Regions from separate parts of the Mus musculus genome. Here all the other regions are linked to region 2. The links are chromatin loops, found by intact Hi-C in ENCODE. Cell type or tissue: left cerebral cortex. All regions are shown on one strand. Each heading gives the region's core, and the rest is flanking DNA. Links, peaks and the distances in the headings are about the cores only.

Region 1 (8,444 bases), core at 234-8,233, 410 kb before region 2:
AACCATTAAGACTGGGGGAGGGGAGGCTACAATTCTCGTCTGAAAGGACCAAATAGTGGTACTGAAGTCTCCAAAGAGAGAATACTGAGGTGATTGCAGAAGAAGTAGTTACTCCCAATGTCCTTTGGAGCACTCATGAAATTCCATTTCCTGCTGACTGATGGAACTTGCCTTGCTAATGTGAATTTCTAGAAATACAACTACTAATGTGAAAAGTAGCAAGTCATACAAGTGAGACGTGCCATGATGCATATATGTTTCTCAATCATATCTATATGTGTTTATGTATGAATTAATTAATCCTCATAACATTTTTATATAGCATACCCTGTTACACTTAGTAATGTCACATAAAAGAAGTCAAGTGAACTCTCAGGAGGTGAAGTAAGATGTGTATGTGGATTGTTATTTGAACACTAGGACATCTCATTTGAACATTTATGGTTTTAACTACCATACCACTTGCTATATCGGCTTGCTATCATTTTAGCCTAGACATAATTCCTGTGTGAATTTGAAGACTCTTTGTGAAAAGCTTTGAAGACTCAGATATTAAAGGATTAACTGGCAAATTGTGAGCTTTGGGAAGTGGTTGGGTCACGACAGTGCCAGCTTCATTCATAGAATCACGGGGTCAGTGGCATAGAAAGGCTTGTAGAAACTAGAATGACTGGCCTTGCTGGAGGAAATAGGTCACTAGAGGCATGACAATAAAGGTTATCAAATTCTTTTCTTGTTCTATTTCCTGGCCATGTCCTATGAGCTGCTTTGTTCCATCAATGATCTCTGCCATGTTCCTGCACTGGTGAAAGTACATCAACATAAAACAGTGCAAAAACAGTGGAACCTATAAAACCTTGGACCCAAAAATTGTCCTACCTACAAGAAGTACAGGGACAAAAATGGAGCGTGGATGGAAGGAATAGCCCATCACTGAGTGACTCAATTTGGGAAGCATACCTGGGCAAGAACCAATCCCTGACACTATTAATGATACTCTGTTATGATTGCAAGTTGGAGCCTAGCATAACTATCCTCTGAGAGGCTCCACCCAACAGTTGACCAAAACAGATGCAGAGACCCACAGCCAAACATTAGACAAAGCTCAGGAAGACTTATGGAAGAGTTGGGGAAAGATTGATAGACATTAGGCATATATCTAATATAAGATATATGAAGATGATTTATACAGACTCCATAAGAGTTCCAACAGAATCAACTGACCTGGAGTCTTGTAGACTCCCAGAGGCTGAACCACCAATGAAATACAGAGCATGGGCTGGACCTATGCCTGTCACAATATGTATATAGCAGGGACAGTGTGAGGGGAACTCGGTGGAAAGAAGCATGAGATAGTGATGTAAAGTGAATAAATAAACTAATAGAAAAAAAGAAATGAATGCAATATTAGTAAGAAAATGTATAAAAATAAAATAACTCAATGTGGAACCCAATGACCATGTATAAAAGCTTCTGAAACTAAGAAGCAGAATAATTCCTTTCTCCAATAAGTTGGTTCTTCAAGTCGCAATGATGAAGAAAAGAGAATGACTAATCAGCTCTTGTAGGCTTCTGACTCAAAATAAGTATGTAAGTGTCAGAGTGAATCAGAAATCAAACCTGCAAAATGTTAAAGAAATATGATATGAAGGCCTGTTTTCTGGTCCATCTATTCAGGCAACTGTGTTATTTGTCTTATTGTTGGGACAAAATACAGAATAAACACAACTTAAGGAATAAAGAGTTATTTTACCCCACAGTGTAAGGGCATAGTCCTCCATGGCAAGGGAATCCTGGCATTGTGAGCTTGAGGTGGTGGAGCACATTGCATGTCTGTTATGGAGCAGGCAGAGATGAATGGTCAGCTTCAGTTTGCAGCCTTCCATTTAAAATAATCCATCAAAGACATATTTACTTACTGGGAATGTTCCTTCTTTCACAACTTGCTTGTTTAGAGCTTTATATAATGCTATTAAAGCTAGTGAAGTTCAAAGAAAGAGAGAGAGAGAGAGAGAGAGAGAGAGAGAGAGAGAGAGAGAGAGAGAGAGAGAGAGAGAGAGAGAGAGAGAGGGAGGAGGGAGGAAGAAAGGAAGGGAGGAAGGAAGGAAGGAAAGAAGGAAGGAAGGAAGGAAGGAAGGAAGGAAGGAAGGAAGGAAGGAAGGAAGGAAGGAAGATAAAAGAATTCTGTCACGGAATGTATTGGGATAGAAAGAGGCACAGACCCCATGATGAGTCCAGAAGGCTTCCAAGAGGAGGCTCAAAGGGTATTAATGACAGTTGATGGACCAAAGAAGCATTTATTCAACTATATTTATGAACTCAGTCTCCATGTTAATATAAGATATATGAAGATTTATACAGTAACCCTGGAGCTAGAAGAAAAAATAATGTCTTGCTCTGCGTCACGTAATTCTTGTAGGCTCTAAGTCTGAATCCGAATCTTTACACATTCTTGTGGCACATGACTGAATTTTATGCAGGCAGCTGGTGGAGACATGGGACCCAACTCTCAGTGTGCATGCAGTTTTACTCCAAATCTACTCCTCTTGCTCTACCCTGAGCCATTGGCACAAGCAGACATAGGAAAGTCTTCTCTGCCCATCTCTATCTTTTAGGCTGGGAACCTGGCATATGAGCAAATATAAGCATTCAGATGTGGGAGGTCTGTACCTTCCTGAAGCTGAGTGTCAGCTGTGTGGTACATGGGTAAAACACAGGACAAGCAACTGGGTTTATCAGTCACTTTTGTGTTGCTATGGCAATAATACCTAAGAGAAACAGCTTAGATAGGAGGGCTCATGTTGGTTCATATTTAGAAGTGTCTGTCCATCATGAGCCAGAAGGTATAGTGTTCACATTAGAACAGAATGTTATAGTCTCATGCCACAGTTGGTCAGGTGCACAGAATTGTGGGTTATAATCCACAAAGACTTGCTCTTAGTGATGGCTACTACCAAATGAACTTCATCCTCTAAAGTGCCTACACTGTTCCAAAATATTGCCAAAAGCCTGGAAACAAAAAGTCTGTGGGGATGTCACACACAAAGGACAGAGGTTAAATATGTTACCCTTTCATGACTTACTTGCACAGACCTCTGAAATTACTAGGATAAATCATAACTAAAATACTTTCTGTGATAGGAACAGTGAAGAAATGTCTAGAAGCGAATGCAATGCCACATATGCATAGATGAGACCACGTGAAATTAAAAAGCTTCTCAGTGAGTTTGCAGAGGTGACACAATGGGTGAGATGCAAGGGTAAGAACCTGAGTTTGAATCTAGAGAACCTATGTGAAGTCAGGTGTGATAGACTACTTCTGTAATGCTAGTGGTCCTTCAGTGAGGTGGGAATTCAAGATAGAGTCTACAAATGAGAGAGATGGCAATATGCCTGGAGTAAGCACTATCAAGCAACAAAGAGATCCTGTCTCAGAAAAGCTGAAAGGTGAAGACTTACCCATAATATTGGACTCTGTCCTCCATTCATGTTCTGTGGAACTCACATAACCACACTCATGCACACATTCAGGAACACATGTATCACTCACACACACACACACACACACACACACACACACACACACACACACACACATACACACACACACACACTTTTGCAGAAAAAAAGAAAAGAATCAGCAAAATGAACACAAAAGAATGGGGAAAACAATCTCGCCAGGTAGTTAATACCTAAGATATATAAACAACTGAAGAAAGAAACAAATCCATAAATAAATATTATTCAAAAAATAGTAATTGGTCAAATGAATTGAAGAGACATTTCTCAATAGAAAAAGTTCAACCTTCTTAGCTATCAGAGAAATAAAAATTAAAACTACTGTAAGGTTCCTCCTCAGTCCAGTAAGAATAGTCCGTGTATGTGTGTGTGTGTGTTTGTGTGTGTGTGTGTGTGTGTGTGTGTGTGTGTGTGTGTGTGTGAGAGAAATATTGCATATCCATGCTTATAGGAAGAATGGGTAAAGGGCTTGATGATTCAAGAAAAAATATCCCCATGGCCAAAATGTTCTCCAGAGACACACAGGATCAGGTTAAACTATCATTACACTCATCTGAGAGCAGCACACACCAGGGCACCTACCAACAGCTTCCATTCCACACAGTCAACCGTCATCTGTCTTGGATATCTGAATGAGTTGCTTCAAGGATACTCATCTGGCTGAAGAGGATAACATCAGCAGCCATCCTTTCCTCTGCCAATAGGGTCCCTTGCCAATTCAATAATAATAATAATAATAAAGCAAAACAAAAAGGTAATTCTGGGTGCACACAACTTTAATACAGGATTACCAATTTTAAAGTAAAGGAATGTTGCCTAAAATTTTACTTTTTTACCATAATGTTTCTGACAAAAATAAAAAAAAAAAAAACAACTCCTAATCTTGTATTATTTGTTATGCCCAACATGCTTTACCACAAGATCTATTGCTTTAAAAAGGTCTAGTTTAGTGCACTTGAGAGATGAGAGGACAAGCACACAGGTCAGAATACCAGGCTTGTCCTTGGTCTTGCACACTCAGGACTGCTTTGAAATGTTTGGTTATGTCTCCAGAGGGAGGTTTCATCTGGACCAATTCCCACAAAACAATCAATGGCATATCATCATTTCTTTCCCTTCTCCAAAGAAAAGGATGCAAAGAAAATAGTGCAAACGTAGTGAAGAGTTGTGAGTCTAGTGTGCATGAGAGGAGGCCTTCCCAATTAGCACATCAGGCCACCAGCCCTTCGTTGGCACAAGTCAGTCCTCATTTCTCACACAAGCCATGCCTTTTCTCCCAGGATTTATGTGTCTTCCTCCCCTCTCCATAAAGAATTAGCTGAATATAGTAAGAATAAGAGGACTCTGGGGCTGCAGATGGCTGACCAGCTGTTTCTGGGTGACACCCCATGAATCAGAGTCTCATCGAGCTTTAGTGCTTCCATGTTTTGGGGGCAAAATATTCTGCGTTTTGGAAAACTAGTTCATGGAAAATAATACAGCAAACTAACATTTATAGAAAACCACAGTAATCTTGTAACAAATGTCCTAAATTATGCACTCAAAAGAGGATCCAATTTTATACAAGGTTCTCTTCGAGAGACTGCAGAACACTTTCTTGTTTGTGATTGTAACTGCTGTTCCTCACAACCTCTATAAGTACAAAAAAATAAAACGACATGCCTTTATATAACATATATGCATAAGACAAATGTCAGCATGGGAAAGATGGTCTGTGGAGGGGACTATTCAGAAAAGTTCATTTTATGCTTTATTTTAGGTTCATTGTGTATATTTTCTCCAAGTTTGATGTTAAGATTAATGCTGCTTTTCAAGCCTCCTACATTCCACTTCAACAATGGTTATTCTTCAGTACTTAAGTACATTGCTGGGGGTATGGGCAAAATAAAAGTCATATGGAAGTTTATGTTCCAGCTGCTGTGCTCCCTCTTCTTCATGAGTGAGTTTCTGGCAGGCCACGAGTTTTACTAAACCCCTTCCCTAGTGCCCTCTTCAATTTTAGATCCTTGCTTGATGTGAAATGTCTAAGACAGTCATTTTAATAGACAAAAGAGTAGAGATAGCCCAAATACCAATGGTCAGGAAACAGGCATTTGTGAGGTGGGAGAATAAGAAGCCCCTGTGATCATTTTTATTCAATGAAAGCCATTCCTTTGGGTGGGAGTGTCAAATTCTAGTACCCACACATGCTGCCCGCATACCACACAAGCTGCAGGAATGCAGATTTCTGTATCTGAGAGCAGCTGCTAAGTGAAGTGGAACATCCAACAGATGGCTGCATTGTCATTGTTGGGGGAGGAGGAGAGAGGAGCTATTTTGGTTTTTCTGTTGAACGTGTATATGTGTATGAAGGCATGTGTGTACTTCACAGTATTCTGTTCTCCACTACCTATGATCTTTTCCACTATAGATATTTCTCCTGTGCTGTCAAAGACTGGTTTTGAATTTGCATATTAGGACAGTCACTAGAGGTTTTTTGATCATTTAGTATTTAATGGATGAGAAAAGAAAGGTCCAAGGGCACACAGCTATTAAAGCCAAACTCAGAATTTTTTCACTAGGGCATGCAATATAACAAAATTAATTAATAAAATTATTAAGTAAATAACACTCTACATAGTGATAGATCACAGAGGAGAACAATTCAAGGGTCACAGCTTCTCAGTCTTTAAAAATATATAAGTGCATTTTTCCCTTAAAAAATTATGGTGGAGTTGCTTTGCAGTTCTCAGAAGAAAAAAAAAAGTAAGTATTCAAACTAGTCAATATGAGCATTTTATTATGAAGCTTATTAGATTTTAAACAATTTGATTCATGGTGCTCCACAATTTTAATAGCATATTTAGAAATAATAGACTTCGGCAAATCAGGTTGTAGAACTGCTATCAAAATCCATGCATAAATGCAAATTAAAAACCTTAGGTCCCATCCTGACCTGCTTGCAAAATGTCCCTATTCCCCTTCTGATGGTAGCTTAAAGAGTACCATCACATAGCTTATTCATTGATGTGTGTGTGTGTGTGTGTGTGTGTTTCTAGAAATAGAATCAATAGAGAACAGACAAACCCACAGTTGCCAGTTTGTACAGTTTTGTGGTTTCTGCCAGGGCTACTGACTCGAGAAGGTCTACCAGATAATGAAAGCAAACTATTTCAGTTCCTGTGGGTCTAGAGTGCTTCTGTAAAGTTCTGGTTTGAAACAAATGAATAACAAATTAAAAGGCATAGTAAAATAAGGGGGTGGTTAAAATATATTAACTGAAATCAATGTAGGAGAAACATAGTTAAAAACCTTGCATTCTCAGCAACAGCCTGAGATGTATTTGGGTAATTCTTTAAATTTATGATAAAAGCCTTTTAGCAGAAAGTCAATACACATAGGTGGTGAAGCAAGTATATCATCCTGTACTGGAGGTTGCATTAAACATTCGGTGTGAGCTCCACTGCTCATAGGAAGTAAGCAGGAGTTCATCCAACGAACGCACAGTATCACAGAGACCAAGCGTTCTTCTGTAGACAGTCTGTGGAGCCATGCTGATTACCATGCAGTCCTCTGCCTAGGGTGCTCACTGACGTCAACAAGGGTCCTGGAAATGAAGCAGGATCAAAATCCCAGAAGCCTGGACTAATAATAGAGTAAAGATGGAGAACAGATGGAAAGCAAAGCTTCATGGATAGAGTGTGACCTCATGTTATAAATTCGTCAAGTGGAATAAACAACAACAAAGTATGGAAGGCCTGTGAGAACTCACTGATGTCAAACTTCCAGAAATTTGCTGACTGAAAAAATGCCTAGATACAGAGAAAACTTTCCAAAGGAGTTCAGGGGCATCAATTTTTGGATTAATTATGCCTGTGTCTGAGAGCAAAGACACTTAAAATTAAAACCATAGTACTTTGAACATAGACTACTAGCTTTATCCCTTTACCCTTCATTAATATATGGATTCACCTAAGTTATTTTCCTCTCACTTGAGCAAACCTGTCATCTGTGAGAGGGCAAAGCCATAAATGTAGAACCTGGAGATGAAATCCCAGAAAACACTAGGCCTGAAGCAAAACATTGCAAGCGGTCTGCCACATCTTCAACAAATAGAAGTGCTTTTTCAAGTGTCTCTGTCTCGTGTGTGTGTGTGTGTGTGTGTGTGTGTGTGTGTGTGTGTGTGTGTGTGTGTTTAAGCAATCAATGCACACTTTGTGTCTTAGTCTGTATTCTGTTGCCGTGAAGACGCACTATGAGCATGGCAATTCTTATAAAGGAACACATTAAGTTGGAGCCACCTTGTACTTTCAGAGGTTTAGTCACTTGTCATGTAGAAGCATGTTGACATGCAGGCAGATGCTTCGTCAGGATCAGCAGGCTGCAGAAAGAGACAATCACTGGAGCAGGCTTGAATATTTGAAACCTCATACCTAACCCACAGTGACACACTTTCTTCAACAAGGCTACAAGTGCCACTCCTTGGCTAACAAACAGTTAAATATATAAGCTTATATATTTGAGGTCATTCTTATTTAAACCTCCACATTCCACTCCCTGGCCTCCATAGGCTTATAGCCATATCATAATGCAAATATGTATTCAGTTCAACTTAGAATATCCCCATAGTTTAGCACAGTCTCAACATTGTTTAAAAGCATAAAGTTCACACTCCTTTTGAGGACTGGTGGCATTCTTTTTACCCTAATTTTCTATAAAATCAAAATTAAAAGAAATTTAATTTAAAAGATTCACCATACTTTCCAACAAACAGTGGTATAGAATAGACATTGCAAGTCCCAAAGGGAGAAAAGGGAACACCATGAAGAAACACTGGACCATGGCTAAAAACAGCTGAGAAAACTCCAAGCTCTACATCTTCAAAGTATGTTTCAGATCTCGAAGTCCTTTTAGCTTTGTTGACTACAAAATACATCTTCCTCTTT
Region 2 (8,444 bases), core at 142-8,141:
GCTCAGTCTAAAATCTGATAGCACTGGTTGTTTATTACCCATCTTATGTAGTATTAGTTGTAATTTCATTATTTACATTGTTAACATTTCAGACCAAATCCCTCCTTTGTGAAGTCAGTGAATGAGATAATTTTACCAAATGTGAGGAGGATTATAGTTGGCTAGCAAGTCTCACCTCAGATAACACCTTTTTCTTTTACTTTTATATTGCTTACCATTTATTTTAAAAGCATAATGCTAGTTCTGCATAAGTTTTAAGTACAAGTAAACACAGTATTATATCTCAATTGTTCTCTTTGCAAAAGCATTATGTGGCTGTCTGACACTATCAATCGTGCAGGTTAGGTTTGGGAGACAGTGTTAGTCCTCATGCAGCTTATCCTTTATGAAATGCATTTTTCTCTAGGGTGAATGCTTAGAGGCATTCTCTCTTAAAAAAAAACAAAAACAAAAACAAAAAAAAAAACTACCTAAAAGCTATCAAGGCACCTTCTAGTACAGTCAGTTTCCCTGGCCAAGCCAGCCAAGATGTCCTGGTCAACAGAAAAGATACTGAACCCATCAGAAGACTTAAGCTTCGTTCCAATTTTAGAGATGTGGATCACTTAGGCCTTCTGAGTTTGACCCACCTTCCTTATTTAAAAGCAACAAAAAGGTACATGGACTGGGTATTTCCCAGTATCTTTCTCAGCAGGCAAGACACTAAAATTCAGACTTTAAAACTTTTCACGTTGCTGCCAATGTGATGTAATATACTTCCTTAGAAATGCAGACTATCCTAGAAATCTGCCTGTTATCAACATAACATAATGCAGTTTTAAGCGAATATTTTCCCTTAAAACTATGGCAGAATGACTCCATGTAATAAAAGGCATATTTTTATGCCTACCTCAGAGGTCCCACTACCCACACAGGCCTATTTAGCAGTTAAAATATGGACAATGTGATTGAAGGAATAATTTTTTTTTTTAGTTTTGATTAACTTGGAAGGCCAAGTGTTAGTCTAGCATCTATCCTATTTGTAGGGAACACACATCTTTCTTTGGGTTAGAGGTGTAGAGCCCTGTGGTCTAAACCATTGATGTATCCTCTCTACTACACTTGCTCTCTTTGGTTCAGCACCCTAGACAAGCAAAGAACCTCACAAGATTCTGCATCTCCTGATGGTTATTTTTGCACAATATCCCAACACTGTTTCCAAGTGGTAACAAAAGAAAGTTGTGCAAGAGGAAAGAAAGTCTTCTCATTCGGGTTTGCTGTGAATTTTCCTTAGCATCCTAGTTCTCTTTCTACTTTGTGATCTTTAATATACCATGACCTGCATATACTCACAGAGGTAGCTTACCTTCTGGAGTTAGTGGTTGGCTTTAAGGTTTTAAAAATATTTCTGAGAACCTAGGGGCTTAATTAGAGTTTAAAGCTAATTTGGGGCCATGATTCTTTTCCTATTAGTCTATAAGATTTGTTACAAATCCAGGATGCTATAGGACAGGGAGTTTGGACCTGCCCAAAGACCCTCTTTTTCTTCCTGATTGCAAAGTGCTTATGATGCACCAGGTAGCCAGAAACGCAGACCTCACAGACCTCATGCCAGCACTTTGTGAGCTGTGTGGGTGATGGGTTCCTTTTCCAGACCCCGCCCCTCCCCCCCCCCCCCATGTTTATGGAGATTTCTCAAAGCTCATCTCCAGTTCCTGGGAAGAAATGTTCTTGGGATCCTAAAAAACAGACCCTCCTAGAAACTCCACCAGCGCCACCACCGCGCGTTTCCAAAGCACACCCACTGCCTTTGAGCCCTCCTCCATTCTCTGGAGCCCATCACGCTCCATCTTTATCAGCACACCACCAGTCTCTTTCTCCCAAACCAAGACTCTCCAGCCGAAAGCATGCCGGCACACCCTTTCCTGTCCCGCTGTTGAAGACATCATGCCCAACCCTTGTGAACCCAGGCCCGCTCTGGCAGTTCTGGCCTCCTCCGCCCGTCCCGGGGCTCACTCACGTGGCACACGCAGCGCCCCCCCTTCTACCCTCAACACACACACACACACACACACACACACACACACACACACACACACACACACTAGCAGCCTGGGAGCTCTAGAAACTAGCCGGGGAAAGAGTCCCCACCCCCTCAGCTCCGTCTGCCGGAGAAAAGTGGGTGGGAGGAAGTTGCGACCCACGGAGAAGAGCAGATAGGAGGGGAGAGCCATGTCGGAGGGGAGGACCAGCAGTAATTGGGTGACGTTGCAGCCGTTGTGCCTCTCCAGTCCGCCCAGCCAGCGGGTCAGCTTTCAACACAAATCAGACAGAGGGATTGCTTCTGCCTGCAATCAATAACTCAGTCGAGTGAGCTGCTGAAACCAGAGGCGTCCCTTGTCTGCTCTTTATGGGGCCCTGCGGACTGAATCCCAGCCCCTCTGCTTCACAAACAAAGAAGTGGGTACCAAATGCCAGAGGAAAATTTTAACCCCAAACTTCCATCGCATCCCCTGGTTACGATCTGTTAAAATGAAAAGAGCACGGACCTAGTAAGGTCTCTAGAAGAAAGGGTTAAAGGGAGAAATCTACGCCTTAAATTTCAGGTCTCCTGTGATATGAAATGGAGTAGAACCAGTGTTTCAATAAGCATTTAACAATGGGAAGAGAAGATGTAAAGTCCCATTAAATTTAGCTGTCCCCATAGATGCTTTCGAGTCAGCCGCACACTTATAAGCAAATTACCAATCAAGTCTTATTTGCACTTACTGATAGAAGGGAAGAAGAAGAAAAAATGTATCATACTTTGTAGAGGAGAATTTGGAAGGGGGGTGTTAGATAATTTATTACAGACTTTATTTCGTGAAGAGTAAGGTTAAGAGGTCCTAGGAGATATATCGTGATCCCAACTTAATAATATACATTAAAGCCAAGCAAGAACTGAGAGAAAAGGATGTGTCAGAAAACTTGGGTCTGAGTACCAGACCAAGTTGAGATTAAGGCATGGTGGGCCTGAGCTTGAAGGATATAAGTCCTTCAGTTCCCATAACCCTAAAACAAATACTACCCTGATTCTTCATTTCTCTGACACTGACACAATATAATCAAAAATAAATTATAAGGATGGCAACCCAGATGAGGAGGTTTTCTAAATGACTCCTCATTATGAAAAGTCCTGCTCAGACAATTGGGAAAACTGATATTGGTCCCTGTTCTGCTGAGCCATGGTTGGTCCTTGAGGGGTAGGGTGGGGGTACTAGTCCTACGTTAAAGCCAAGGAAATATTCATGTGTGTACAAAAGCCATGGAAACCTAGTCTGAGACAGAGATTAGAACACAGGAGCGCTTTTCTATGCTCTACACAACTAAAGACTGCTTGGAAAGAAAAGGTTCTGTTACTAAGAGATTCCATATACATTGATGAAGCCACAGCATTAATCCCAAAGTTTGCAAGACAGGGCTTCTTTGTATAGCCCTGGCTGTCCTGGAACTCACTCTGTAGAACAGACTGGCTTTGAACTCAGAAATCGACCTGCCTCTGCCTCCCAAGTGCTGGGATTAAAGGCATGTGCCAGGACTGCCTGACAATCCCAAAGCATTCTAAGTGGGTCTTTAAGCAATGCGTAAAATGAGCCTGTTGCTGAAAAAGTTTAGACATTATTACAAATCATTACTTAGATATTATTCCAAATATCTCCCTGTTTGACAAATTTTACTAGTGTGATTAATGATGAATTTTACTTTACTTTTTTCTTGTAATTTTTATTCGGATATAAAAAAATTAAAGGTAGAAATGTAAAGATAAGGCTAGGCTCCCTATGTAGGAAATGAACCCTACAATGAAATCTTTCCTTGATATAACAAATCCTTTGTATAGTACAGATTCTTTAGCAATTCAGTCTGCGTGCTGTGTGGTCAGCTTGGAATAACACTGTACCTCATGAATCTGTGAAATATAAAAAAGTGTGCACTATTACTTTTAAAGTTATAGGCACTATTACAATTGATCATTATTTGGGTTTTAAAATAATAAGTGTTGCCACTTTAGAAGTTTTAAATCACATCTACCGGAATCTAATGTCAGCTTTAAAGAAGATAACTACTTTTTTTTAATATACTTGCACACTTTTAAGGTGCCAACAAAAGCATTGAAAACTGTGAAGTAACCTCTGGAGAGATGAAGTGAAGCGTGGAAGGCCAATGGCTGTGGCAGTGAAGAAGTGCAGAGGGTGAGTGTTCACATTTATCGTCTGCCACAAACTTACCACGAAAGGAAAGCCACCAGTTTCTTTGTCTTGAAGTATTTATTTAAAATGTTGGCATGTGTGACAGTGATACAGTTAAATGGCCATGCTCTTCTTTATGATATGTGCAGTGCTGTGGCATGGTGGTTGCTCAGAGCTCCTAAAACCTTCCAAGGGCCACCTTTGCAAGTGCCTACTACAATTAAGCTGATTCCTAGGTGGCCATGTACATCATCATAGGACAAACTACAAAGAGGTTAAAATATCTTTTACATTGTGGAATTTGAATCTTACCATGTTTCTCGGATTTTTATTTTTCTAAATTTTCATGTTCAATTATATTTATGATGAAAGTATTCTGGCTGAAGAACAAATACTATACACTTGAATAATCTTGAGGGGTAGATTAATCTATATCCTTTCTTCATCTCAGGGTAGGTTGCTGTGGCAACCGCCCCAGCTCACTTTAAAATAATTTTTTAAAGCTCACTTCAAGAGCTACACCCAGCGTGGGCCAGGCTTAAAAGCAGGCAGACCCAGTGCATAGGGCTTTCGTAGACTGCTGCTTTAATGTAGGGAGGCAGAAGAAAGGGAGCTGAAGTAAGATGGCTCAAAACAGAAATTGGAATGTTAGCTTTGAGCTGAAACAATCGATCACCATGCTCTCTGTAACTTCAGGTGTCTAAATGCATTGTGAAATAAATCCTTGGATGAGATAACTAATGTTTATTTATATTTAAAATTAAGCACTTATAATAATTAATGAAAGGAATATTTGTGATTACACACATTCAGAGAGAGAAGGGGAGAGGGGGGAGAAGGAGAGAGAGGAAGTGAGTTAGTGATTGAGAGAGAGAGAGAGAGGGAGGGAGGGAGAGGGAGGTAAGGAGAAAGGTGGTTTAATGGCAGGTCAATTCTAGCCATCACTTCATCTTCTTTATTAAAGGAAAGTTTCCTTTTATTAAATCCTTAGCTTCACTCCCCACTGATATAAAAGATATAATAATTATGATTATTTTCAAGCATAGAACAAAATTGGAGAGCTCATGCAAACCAGGAAACCGAGGCCTAGAAAGGATTTATCTATTAGGAAGACACTTTTAGTGTTTTCAATGTAAACTATCAAACCATAAGTAAAAAAGTTAGTAGTGCTCTGCCACAGAGTCACATCTACAACCACAAATCCCAAACTGGATAGAGCATTCTAAGTCTCTCAACATCTAGAACAAAATACTTCCTACACAAGAAAAATGAATACCATTAGGTAGCAAGGATCACCAGTTTAGGTAAATAAAAGTAAAGAGATAATGTGTGTCTGGCATTACTTAAAGACAAATATAAAACACACTCTGGATTAACAATCTCATGGATTACTACTAAATTATTTACTTATTTATTTACTTATATATATATTTATTTATTTTCCACTTCAGCTACAAGGTTTGTGAGGAAAACTAACACTAATCTTAACTTTGCTCACACATCATTAAGAAGCTAAATATACAAAGGGGGAACTCTTATCTTTTCAAAGGCCAGCTGTAATACATTCCAGACCCAAAGTTTCAAATCATCCTCACCTGGACTGGACATACTTTTAAATGTTTACAATATTGTTGATAAATACGGGTTTGTTACAATACTTATTACTAAACAATTCTTTGACACCTGGTGGGGAAAAATAAAAGTTTCCTTTTGAAGGAAAATAAATCAAAACTGAAGTGTGCTGTGGTAAGTAGAAACTTTGTCTATAATTAAGGAGAAGAGCATTATTGAATTCATGTATTGGCTATATCAATTCTGTCATGTAACATAGGCCATTATAGTTCATTATACTAATTTAAAGCACTATGAGAATAAGTTCTCTTGGTCCTTCTTATAGTTTGCTCTGTGAGGATCTTTGTAAACCTTAAAAATAATCTAAATTTTTATTTATATCACCATATCTAGGTATGCCTTAGCATGCAGCATGTCTAAGCTCAGAGCTTGTACCTCTAAACATGCCGTTCTGTTTATATAAACTCATGGTAGTCACACTTGCTATGTGAAAGAGGAGCAAATACAATATAGCATAGATACCATTTTCAAAAGCAGAACAAACAAAAAACCCACCATGTCACAAAGCTTGTGCTCTGTGACAGCTTGTCATGCTTTCCTGTAATAAAATCGCAGTACTAATTAATAGTCTCAGTGGTAAGGAGCCAGAGGTTTGAAGATTGTTCCCATGTAGTTTAACTTGCCTGTAAAAACAACTTTCTGCTTTCAAATGAAGCCTTCCTTCGGAGGGTGCTTAAATGTTGAGTCCACTGCTCTGATAGAAGCTACTAACTTCAAACAGCACAATGAGGCAGGAGGCTTTTTTGAAGCACAATGCCCCTCTGCATTAAAATAGTACTCTGCAGGCCTACTGGAGAGCTTCCCGGGAAATTCAGCCAGTTACTGGGTTAAACATATACTTTCGAAAATATTTTTAATTAGCTAGATATTTCTATGGGCTACTATTGTCTACTCTTGTATCTTCTACATTATAGTACTCTGTGAACTTTCTCTTCCTCTAATCATAGTATTAAAAATTAAATGTTCATATTTTACACAAGCTACAGTACTCCTGGCATGCAATCTTTCACTATTTTGAGAATGCATAGGGTTGACTTGTATATAGTTGATATATTTAATCTTTAGCTTTTTAGGTGTGGTCGTGATATCTAGTACCTTTTTTTTTTTTCTAAGTATCAATTCTTTGTTAACCTATATTTTTACTATGGAAAATTATTCGACAGCTTAAACCTTAACCTAAGAGTTCTTATCAGTGTCTGCTCCTGCTTCCTGTGCAGCTGAAACTCTTCAGGATAAGTGAAGTCACCCGCTATCTATCGGTCAGGGGAGCCTAATGCATTTGGGAAGTTGTTTTTGGTTTACTTGCTAATGACCTGGATAAAGTCCAGTAAGGTGTGGAGGGAAGGAGGGGGCATTCTCCGAGGAAGCTGTCCTCTCAGTAAATTTGTCCAGATTGATTCGAAAGTTAATGGCCCGGGGATAAAGTCGAGATTTCAAAAACTTGTAATTAATTTATTACTAACATTGGAGGATCCTTTCGGCTCACTTTCTAGCCTAGCCCTCCTGACTCTCAAGGCCAAAAGCTTTATACATTCTGGGCGGGCAGGAAGCGCACGCTGGGATCGAGGCTTGCAGACATCCTGGATCGTGGCTTTTACGCGTGAGTAACGGAGGCGCGCGCGGACCGGAGCAAGGATGAAGTGGCTACTGAGAATCTAAAGGGGGCGGGGGGGGGGGGAGTCACTAGAGCAGCTCTTAGGGTCGCGCTCCTATTGGTCAGAAGGAAGATCTCGACTTCAGAAGGACTTTCCTGCTAGCTGGCTTGCAGCCTCCCCGGGGGAGCGAGCGCGCAGGAGCCTAGCGTCCTCTGTAGCGGCGGGGAGAGAGGCAGGGAGCCGCCGCTCCCCGTGTTGTCTTCCCTTTCATGCAATAAAGAATTGTCATTAGGTTTGCGTATGGCATGTGCCATTACCCCACCGTAAAACTAAAATTAGCAAAATGTCAGGAATGGAAAGATTGATTCACCAAGATGCAATTATCATTTAAAAGTGCTTGATTGAGGTACTGATGTTCAGTGATTTATTCTGCATACCATATACATAATTAAAGTAGTGTAGTGGAGTAATTTATCAATCTAGTTGAGACTGGAGGGGTGAGGAGGGAGCTGCAGTATGTTTGTTTTATTAAAATGTTGCGAGGTTCTAGTCCCGCCCCCCTTTTGCAAGAGTGAAACTGATGATTTCCCCAGCTCGGGAGGAGAGGCAACGGTTTGGGCTGGTTGGGATAGAGAAACGGAAAGGAAAAGGCAGCGCCAGGCAAAGGCAAGAATAAAATGAATTGGGGGACAGGGGTAGCACCGGAGCGTACGTGCTGCTTAGAACCCCAGCCCCGTGTGCTCCGTCTTGCTTGCCGCCCCCGCGTCCCCTCCCAGTATCCTTACATTCCCCCCACCCCCCGCTCTTTTACACGACCTATCTAAGGCTATGAGCTGCTCTCCTTTTCCCATTCGTCTCCAGTCACTTCCTTCCTGGACACAGTTTTCTGGACGAGTCTGGTTACTTTTAATCCCACCGGCCACAGACAACCACTTTCTCCTCCTCTTCCACCTCCTCCTTCGCTTCCTCCACCTTCCTCCTCCTCCTCTTTCTCCTCCTCCTCTCTCTCCTC
Region 3 (8,444 bases), core at 234-8,233, 390 kb before region 2:
ATGTTTTAATTTTTTTAATTCTATGTATATGTGTACATGTGTGTGTGTGAGGGAGAGATGGGCAGAGACAGAGAGACAAAGACAGAGAGATTGTGAAAGTTGAGTGCTGTCTCTTTGGAGTTCATGAGAAGGTATTGGATTCCCTAAAGCTTGAGTCACAGGTGATACTCGGGTGTCCGAGGATGTCCTCCTTGTTGCTTCTAGATCAAAGTCTGATTTATAAGCTCAGAATTTAGAGTGGCTCCTATTTTCCCAGCCTGATCTTCCCAGTCCTTCTATGGGCATTGACTTTAGTTCAGCAGTTTGGACAGTCTCCAGAATACAGGTTCTATCACATTTCTCATGTCACTGCACTCTCTGCAGAAGGGCCATATATTTGTACCATACTTGCAAGAAAGTTGCGGTCTATTCTTCAAGACTTGGGCTCATCTCTCTGAAGTCTGTGTATGCAGACACAGTTACAGCTACTTGAAATTACAGAACCTATATTCTATTCAATCATTTTCTTTATTTTGCTGTTTTATGTTGACAGTGTTTTGATCTCACTGATATAATAGCCCTGAAATTTATTCTCAAAGGGACTAAGGTACACCAATGCATACTCCAAAAGTATACATATTTATGGTACTTAGTTGTCAAACCTGCTGTAACAAAATACCTTAGAATGCACACATAAAACAGAGAACATATTTTGTTACACATCTAGAGGGCTGAGAATCCATCCTCAAGATTCCACATAATACTGTATTAGGTGAGGCTGGCATTTCTGGCTTACTGAAGTAAAGGACAGAACTTAAGAAACAAACAACATAATTTCTGTTTTAGCAATGAAAATCCATATATTTGAAGAATCATTTAATTTCACGTTTCTTGATTATAAATATTTAGTTTCAATAAAAATGTTGTTTTGTAAAGGTTTGTCTTCTCTTTATCCTTGCATGAGTTTGCATACTGGGCAAAACCCCTTTCTCCTTCTGTGATGTCACATTTTACAAAGATATGGCCCTATCAAAACAAGGATTTTATTAACTTAATTACTTCCTTAAATTCCCCATCTCAAATGCAGCCACACCAGAGTTTGGGGTTTCAAAACTTGAATTTTGAGGGAATATTATAATTTCATCCATATTAATAAACTAGTGTTCCCATTGCCTGTGTTAAGTCTGAAATAATTACAAACATTCATATTCTTAAATTGCACATGAAGGAGAACTGGATGAAGAAAATAGATTAATTCCAATTATCAAAATTACTCAGGTAGAGTGTACCATGTGCACGTCCCTATTATATAAGTACATTCATTTCTTTAAGGATTTCATAATAAAATATGCTTCATAGAAATTCAAATAAAATGGATCAAATAAGAGGTTCTAGTGGTAGGGAGGAACCAGAAAACAGGTTCAAAATTGGCTTCTACCATGCACCATCTATGTGAAGATAAGGCAAGTTGTTCAACACTCTAACTTTTTGGCTTCATATGCCAAGGCACTGTGCTATAAATAACAGAAGAGTTAAAGAAGATAAGAGAGGATACTTTGGATATGGTAACACCACAAACACAACGATGGGTGAGGAAGAGCCCTTTCATAAAACTCCTCTGACAAGTCCAAAATCCTTTATTTCTTCCCCACTAGAAAAGACAACTTTTCTCTAGAGCATTTCCTCCCTATAAGGGAAGCCTTAGTGCATTAAGCAGTTTTGCATACCTATTTATCACAACTATTTCACACTGGTGTTTTATGCTGGGTCTCCACCAGGAAACGCTGACTTCATGAAAATCAGCATAGTTCAATTCTGAATCATAACGAAGTTGTAGCAAATGCAGAGTGAGAAATTGTGTACAAGTGAATAGCACATGGGTTGCTTGAAGGCTTCCTGCACTCACGCTGCCACGCTGAGCATCAAAACTGGGAAAGCTCAGATGGAAATGACCAAGTGTGATTTGAACATAAAGTCTACTATATAGTGAGAGTTCTTATAAAATATCTCCAAAATAGCTTATCATGTACTATCAGCAAATAGACTTGTCTGCCAACCAGGAAGCCTTCAGTTTTTTGTCAGCACTGACAAAAACTGACCTCCAATGACTGCCAATTACTGCTTCACCTTCCAACAAGGGATGATCAGGCCACACTCCCAGATCTCATAAAAGTGGGTTGTATTTGCAGAGTCCATGGCAACAAATGGAGACCAGGTGGAGCTACATAGGAAAAACAAGAAAAATGGCTCCTCACCAGAAACAAGAGAGGAACAGGAGAGGACAGATTCAGAAGCCCCAGGCTCCCAAATCTCCTGTTGTGAAGTTGTGTGTGTGTGTGTGTGTGTGTGTGTACACTATTTATTTTTGCAAAGCTTCACTTCATGTTGAATTGACAATGTTCTTAAATATTATACTTTAAAGAAAAGATTAAAAGAAGGAGAGAAAAGATTACATGAACTATCAATCTAATTAATGCCTAAATTCCCATCATTTAATATATCAAAAAGCAAGAAAACATCCCAGTTCAAGAAATAGTCATAGAATACATAAATTAAAACAGATTTCAGAAGCTTTTTGAACTGAAAAATATAACAATTGTTACATTACTTGTGTCTTGTTTAATTATTTTTTAATATACAAAAGTGGCAATATATTACAAATATACACTTAAGTTATTAGCAAAAGATCATGGAGAAGGCAGATAGAGGTAATCCTGACTACAGGACACTCACTTGCATCTCAGCACCTAGGGAATGCTTTCAAATTTCTTAAGTATCTACCGCTCAGCTGTTTGCACAGGAGTTCACACAAGCAGAGGTATTTTTTTCTTCTTAATCATGTACCTTTTAAGATTCATAATTTAGGATGAGCAAAAGGCTCCACAGGAGGTGGGGATGAATTAAAAACCATAAAATTGATGCTATCACTCTGATTGACATACCAATGGTTCATCATACATTTCCTGTTTGTCAGGAATGAAAGGTGTTCACATTCTGTAATAATACCTAATAATGTTTTGGAAAGACAAACAGCCATCTGACTACATTTTAGCAGGATGGATTTTTTTTTCCTTATGTCAGCACGGAAATCAGAAGCTAGAGTATAAATTACAACCCTATATAAAGGATGACCTAGATATTTAATAGCTGCAGCTATTCCAGTCTACTACTTGGACCTCCCCAGGTCTCCGATGCTATATTCCAGCATGCTTGAAATCACCATTATAACTTCAGACTAATTCCAGAGAGTGTCCAGGGAGCATGATGTCCAGGAACACCATAATAAACTGCAGAGCATGAGGATCGTCTGCTCCCTATAGCTGCCTCATCACTTCAGCCAACCACCTACTTAGAGCTCTGTCTCATTCAACAGTTTACTTTTTGTGCAGGGTAGGAAAGAGTGTCTTGTGCATAGCAACCAGGAGACCAGAATCCCTGATGCTGTGGCACTGATTATATAAGTATGGGCAAGCCATTTGACTTACTGTGTTTCCATGTCAGCACAGACTACCACTGGTACACTTATCTTGACTATTTAGATGACTTTTAAAATAATCATAAAATGTTATTTTTAAAACAGTATATATTCTGATTCTAACTGTGAATTTAAATTAGTTAAATAAAAGATCTGAAAAACATTTAAAGTCATGTCTTCTAGGGGAAAACTTTGACAAAATAATGAAGAATCAAAAAGGCCTTGCACCTATGTAACATGGTAACATAAGGGAGAAAAATACAAGTCTATTCACAGCCATTCAGTAATTATTCTTACAGAGAAATTTTAGCCCAAGGCATACCCATTCACTCCTGGTCCTGCAATTACCATTATATTCCTACTGAGTATCACATTTTAGGTACCATTTAGTGCTAAAATTTGGAGTGAAAGTAGAGCGAGGGTAAAAACAGAAATCTATCTGAAATTTCCAGGAAGGAAACAACAGGAATGTTAGGGTTAAATGTGCTAAAGATTATAATTTTGCATGTTAATGTCTAAGATTCTGTAATTTCTGTAGAATATTTTAAAAAATAAAAGTGAATGTCTGTATTATAATCACTTCTTAATAATCCAAAAATTGGGCTCTAGAAATGGATCCTTTCTTTGTCTCTGCCCTTATAAACATGATTCTGGCTGACCTGGGAAGCCTATGGAAATGTGATCCCAAATGGAAAAATAGGAATATGCTGTAGTCTGGGCTCTTGTAATAGCACTGCTGCGAAGGAATCAAAAAAGGTTTTGGAGAACAATGTACTGCTATTGTTTATTAAATCAGATAAAGGACTGAAGCAAAAACCGGGTTTCCAACCTCCCGCTTAGCATTGCACTCTGTGTGCCTTGACAGCGTTAATTTCCTTGTATTTTTTTTTAGGCCTATCTTTGGTAAAAGAACAAAAGAACAGGCTTTTCTTCAAAGTTTCTACTAATAAAATCTGCTTGTTGACAGGTATGCTCACAGACATAACATAAATGATGTTGGAAAACAACAGGTCCTTCTTACTGCATCCGAATGGTCCTGTAAAGCAACCCAATCAGGACTTGAGTACACTTAAATCATGACCTGATTTCATTTTACAAACATAAAAACAAAACCAGAATGTTCAGCACATGCTGGCATAACTTTTACGTGACAGTCTATAGGTCATAGAGCTTCTTTAGTTAAATTGATAAGCATGGGAATACCAGGAAAAGCCCTTTGAATCTTATCTGATAAAATCTATTTAAGTCCTCCAGCAAAACACAATCTTGACTAGACAGGTGGTTCGAGCCTTAGTAGTCCTCAATGAGAACATGAAGATTAGGGTAAGTATTGTCTTACCAATGTGTTTGCTGTGTCCCTGAAATGGAGCTATCACAATAAGGTCAGATATTCAGGTCAATGGTTATTATCAGAAGAATATAATTTGCATGACTATACACCTCATGGCAAGTCTCATGGCAAATATAGGTGCAAATATGAATAAATCCTATTTCTATACTTGCTACATAATTAGACTGGCATTAATTAAATGGCAGGAGAAGCAATGAGAGCATTGTTTGGAGAGTAGCTTGTTCCAAGTTCTGATTATAACTTGTTTCCCAAAGAAGGAGCCGCCCACAGCTTAGAAGACAGAAGATCCTCATCACAGATTTGCTGCAAACAGCTCTGCTCAGCTCAGTCCCTGCCAGACTTAGGGCCACACATACCCATCCAAGATGGCTAAAGAAGACTCTCAAAAAGACAGCTTTTTCTTTCTTTCTTTTTTTTTTTTTTTTTTGCTTTAGATTTCACAAGGGTTGTGTGGTCGGTCCTGCCTCTGACTGACTTAAATCCTGCACCTAAAGCCGAGAACTGCTCTCTAATAACAATTCTCCGCATTCATCTACCACCCCAACACTGAGCACAGACTATATGTTAGACATGAAAGGCTTTGTATGATCCCACCCAGCTTCCCAATAACACCGGGGAAAAATGCTATACAGGTCCAAATTCATAGAAAGAGAAACATGATGCAAACGTTACCCTGGTTACAGTTATGGAGACTGTCAAAACCAGACTTGGATCCATCCTCCCCACCATGGGATGAATCTTAGCTCCAATTCTTCACTGTATAGAATGGGCCTGGGACGTGATAGGAAGTGACCAAAATACAATACAAAGATTATTTCTAGTAAGTCAATAATTTTTAATTTCCCAGAATTTTTTTGAGTGAGTCACTCCAAAGAAACATTTTGTCATGTAGTTGTTGTATTAGATGGGACCTACTCTATAGGTTCCTATGGACTGAATATATGCCTGGGCTAGGAGCAAGGTTAAATAGTGAGTAATAAGCTTCCAATTCCAATTAAGCAAGTACAACTGATGTCTTGGAGAACATGTCCTCAGTAACACATTCCTGCTCTCGTTATCACTACTAATAAAGAATGGAATGAAGTATTAAAACAAGTTTTAAATTTTATATTCCTTAGCATTAGAAATATCTAGCCAAAAAATAGTAAATAAATTGTCTGGTAAGAAATAATTTAAATACAGGAATAAAATTAGTGAGACTTGAACATGACAAAGAAAGATGTTTACAACTTAGTCTCTTGCTGCCAGAGAACCCTTGACTATAGATTACCTTCAGAGACCATCATTTCTTCATTAGCAGATAAATCCATAGAACATCCAGAGTACATCTGAATTTGTTCAATATCATTTATATACTATAATATATATTATAGTATATTATGATATATTATATATTATAATATGTATTATATTATAATATCATTTAGCACTTGGCCTGAGACCTAGCCAACATTTAAGCATGCTTTCTGAACGAAGAGATGGCATTCTAAAAATGTCAAGCCATCCCTACCATCAACTTAAAAACCATCAGAGCTTACTGTTGTGTAACAATTCCTACACAAGATTGCTGTGTTTTCCTCTTAGGCAGCATCTCTGCTTATATAGCTCATATGCCTCTTCTGGAATGGTTAAAATGATATTATCTAAAGCCAAAGTGAAAACTTTTCAAATTCCTCTAGAATAAGCTTAAATGTAGCTATAGCTGCCTTGATGGCAGCAAGAGGAAAAGATAGGTGGATGTCTGGTTCCTTGGGTAACAGAGCCTCTTGCTTAGACTGGTGCCAGATACTGACACTGTACCAATAGAGGCTATGAATTGTGCAGAATTACCCTTTCAACAAGAGTAATTTCATCCTTAGATAGCAACTTCTGAGAAGGGTAAATTGAGTTTCCTACCATGTCTGGCCCCAGGTGCTTTTCTGCAAATCAGGGGCTGGTCTTGGATCTGAAGAGAAAATTCATTGCAGTGTCCTTTGGGCATACATTACAACAGACCTTGCAGAGGTTGAAGATGTCTATTGGCAAGAAGAAGGTAGTATGTGTGATCTTAGCTTTGGGTTTGACTTCATACTAATCTTTGCTCTGGAACCATTGCACTAAGACTTGTTGGTCTAATTTCAGAAAGGGAATACATAATTCTCTTTCACATAAAGATGTATGAAGCCCCCAATACAAATTTGCTAAATAACATTGATTTGTGCTCTGTTTGTAAAATTATCATTTGTTTTATTCAATAGAAAAAATTTACAAGTTAGCTACTCATAGATGTTTTGGATGTTATCCTAACAGAGGCCTGCCCAAGATCATTGCAGGTAGTTGTCAACTTAGACACATGGAAGCTGAAACTCTGCCTTCATTTTGTTTTTCAAACAGTATACTCTACCGAGATCTTGCCATCAGCTGTAAAACTTGTTTATTTTGTTGTTCATATAAAGTAAAACTTTCTCGGTCCAGCTATGCTTTCCTGCATGACACTTAAGTTTCACTTGGTCCATTTGTGACTTCTTTTTTCCTTCTCAAGTTACCACCGACCAGCTGTTTCATGACAATGCCAGAATACATGGGTAAAAAGCACATGTGATTTCTCCAAAGTCAACATTTCTCCTAGGGATGGTTCTATGAGGGATGGTTCTATGGGCACACAGGAACAATGTAACACCTACACATAACCCTGTCTAAGCTTCCTTTTTATACTACAAGATACTTGGGTTAAGAACAAAACAAATACAATGAGAATTTAATGAGAAGACTGGGTGTAATTTTTATTATGATACATGAACTAAACAGTTTGAAACCTTTCCATATGGATCAGACAGCACTTTTGCCACTGTGACGTAATTGGAGATGTGGTGCTTCAATTTTGGCTTACCAAAAAGCTGTAGATTGCCCCAACACAGTCCTTAGTCAATAAACAGTGACTATTTCACTGTTACAAAGCTGCTCATTTGTTAGTTTTTAAAAACATACTATTAATCATGATTAAAATATACCATATGAAAAACACCTACTATCTGCAAGGAAAAATAAAACCCACACAGCTGTAAAAATGTTTGGAAGATTTAAAAATAAAAACCTGAATGAATTCTAAAAATATAGCAATGAATAATTATAATGTTTATAAATTCCATTTTATGAGAATATTCATGTCTTTAAGGAAAAAATCAATTGGAGTCTATTTTAAATATATGTCAGCTTAAATGCATAAAAATCAAATAAGAATTAACTACCTGTTCATTTTAATTATGATAGCTCTGAAGAATTACTTGATATAGCCAGTAATGCTGCTCTTCCATGAAACTGGTTTGGGAGTCAATGTCCCTCAGGAGGTGATCAAGATTGAATAAGGTTATTAGATTAGACACTGATCTAATAAACCCGGGGACCTCATAAGAACTCAGAACCCTCTCTTCACTACAGGAGAATGCAAGGAGGTGACCCAGTAAATGAGTCCTCATCAAAACCCAACAACCTGACCTCAGGCTTGTATCCTCCAAACTATAAGAAACAAATTACCTATACCTAATCTACTGAGTAGTCAGGGCATCAGCCCATCCAGATGATACAATACTTCAAATAACATAATTAGAATAAAAGTAGGAAATTTAATGAAATAATATTTATAAGAAATTTTAGATTCTT

Evidence for each region. A loop is a pair of places that touch in the nucleus more often than their neighbours do. Peaks named below come from ENCODE experiments on the same cell type or tissue, not always from the same donor. Only the 100,000 strongest peaks of a DNase experiment are listed, where the experiment ranks them.
Region 1: it touches region 2 in a loop (2.5-fold over the local background); 4 of 42 quality-filtered maps call a loop at or near these places.
Region 3: it touches region 2 in a loop (3-fold over the local background); 5 of 42 quality-filtered maps call a loop at or near these places.

What each region holds. Positions count from the first base shown.
Region 1 is chr13:83,105,934-83,114,377 of GRCm38, forward strand. All of the region lies in intron 1 of Gm33073 (a long non-coding RNA gene), which reads right to left. Among named protein-coding and RNA genes, the nearest start is that of Gm33073, 10 kb to the right of the region's middle. In left cerebral cortex, for the core only: no CTCF peak of the experiment used is centred there; DNase peaks (open chromatin) are centred at 4,921, 5,775 and 7,008; H3K27ac peaks cover 2,958 bases.
Region 2 is chr13:83,516,273-83,524,716 of GRCm38, forward strand. It overlaps a transcript of Mef2c not described here. Among named protein-coding and RNA genes, the nearest start is that of Mef2c, 4.2 kb to the right of the region's middle. In left cerebral cortex, for the core only: no CTCF peak of the experiment used is centred there; DNase peaks (open chromatin) are centred at 1,868, 2,168, 4,721 and 7,516; H3K4me3 peaks cover 2,662 bases; H3K27ac peaks cover 6,775 bases.
Region 3 is chr13:83,121,545-83,129,988 of GRCm38, forward strand. No RefSeq gene overlaps it. Among named protein-coding and RNA genes, the nearest start is that of Gm33073, 5.2 kb to the left of the region's middle. In left cerebral cortex, for the core only: no CTCF peak of the experiment used is centred there; DNase peaks (open chromatin) are centred at 3,283, 4,605 and 5,078; H3K27ac peaks cover 2,259 bases.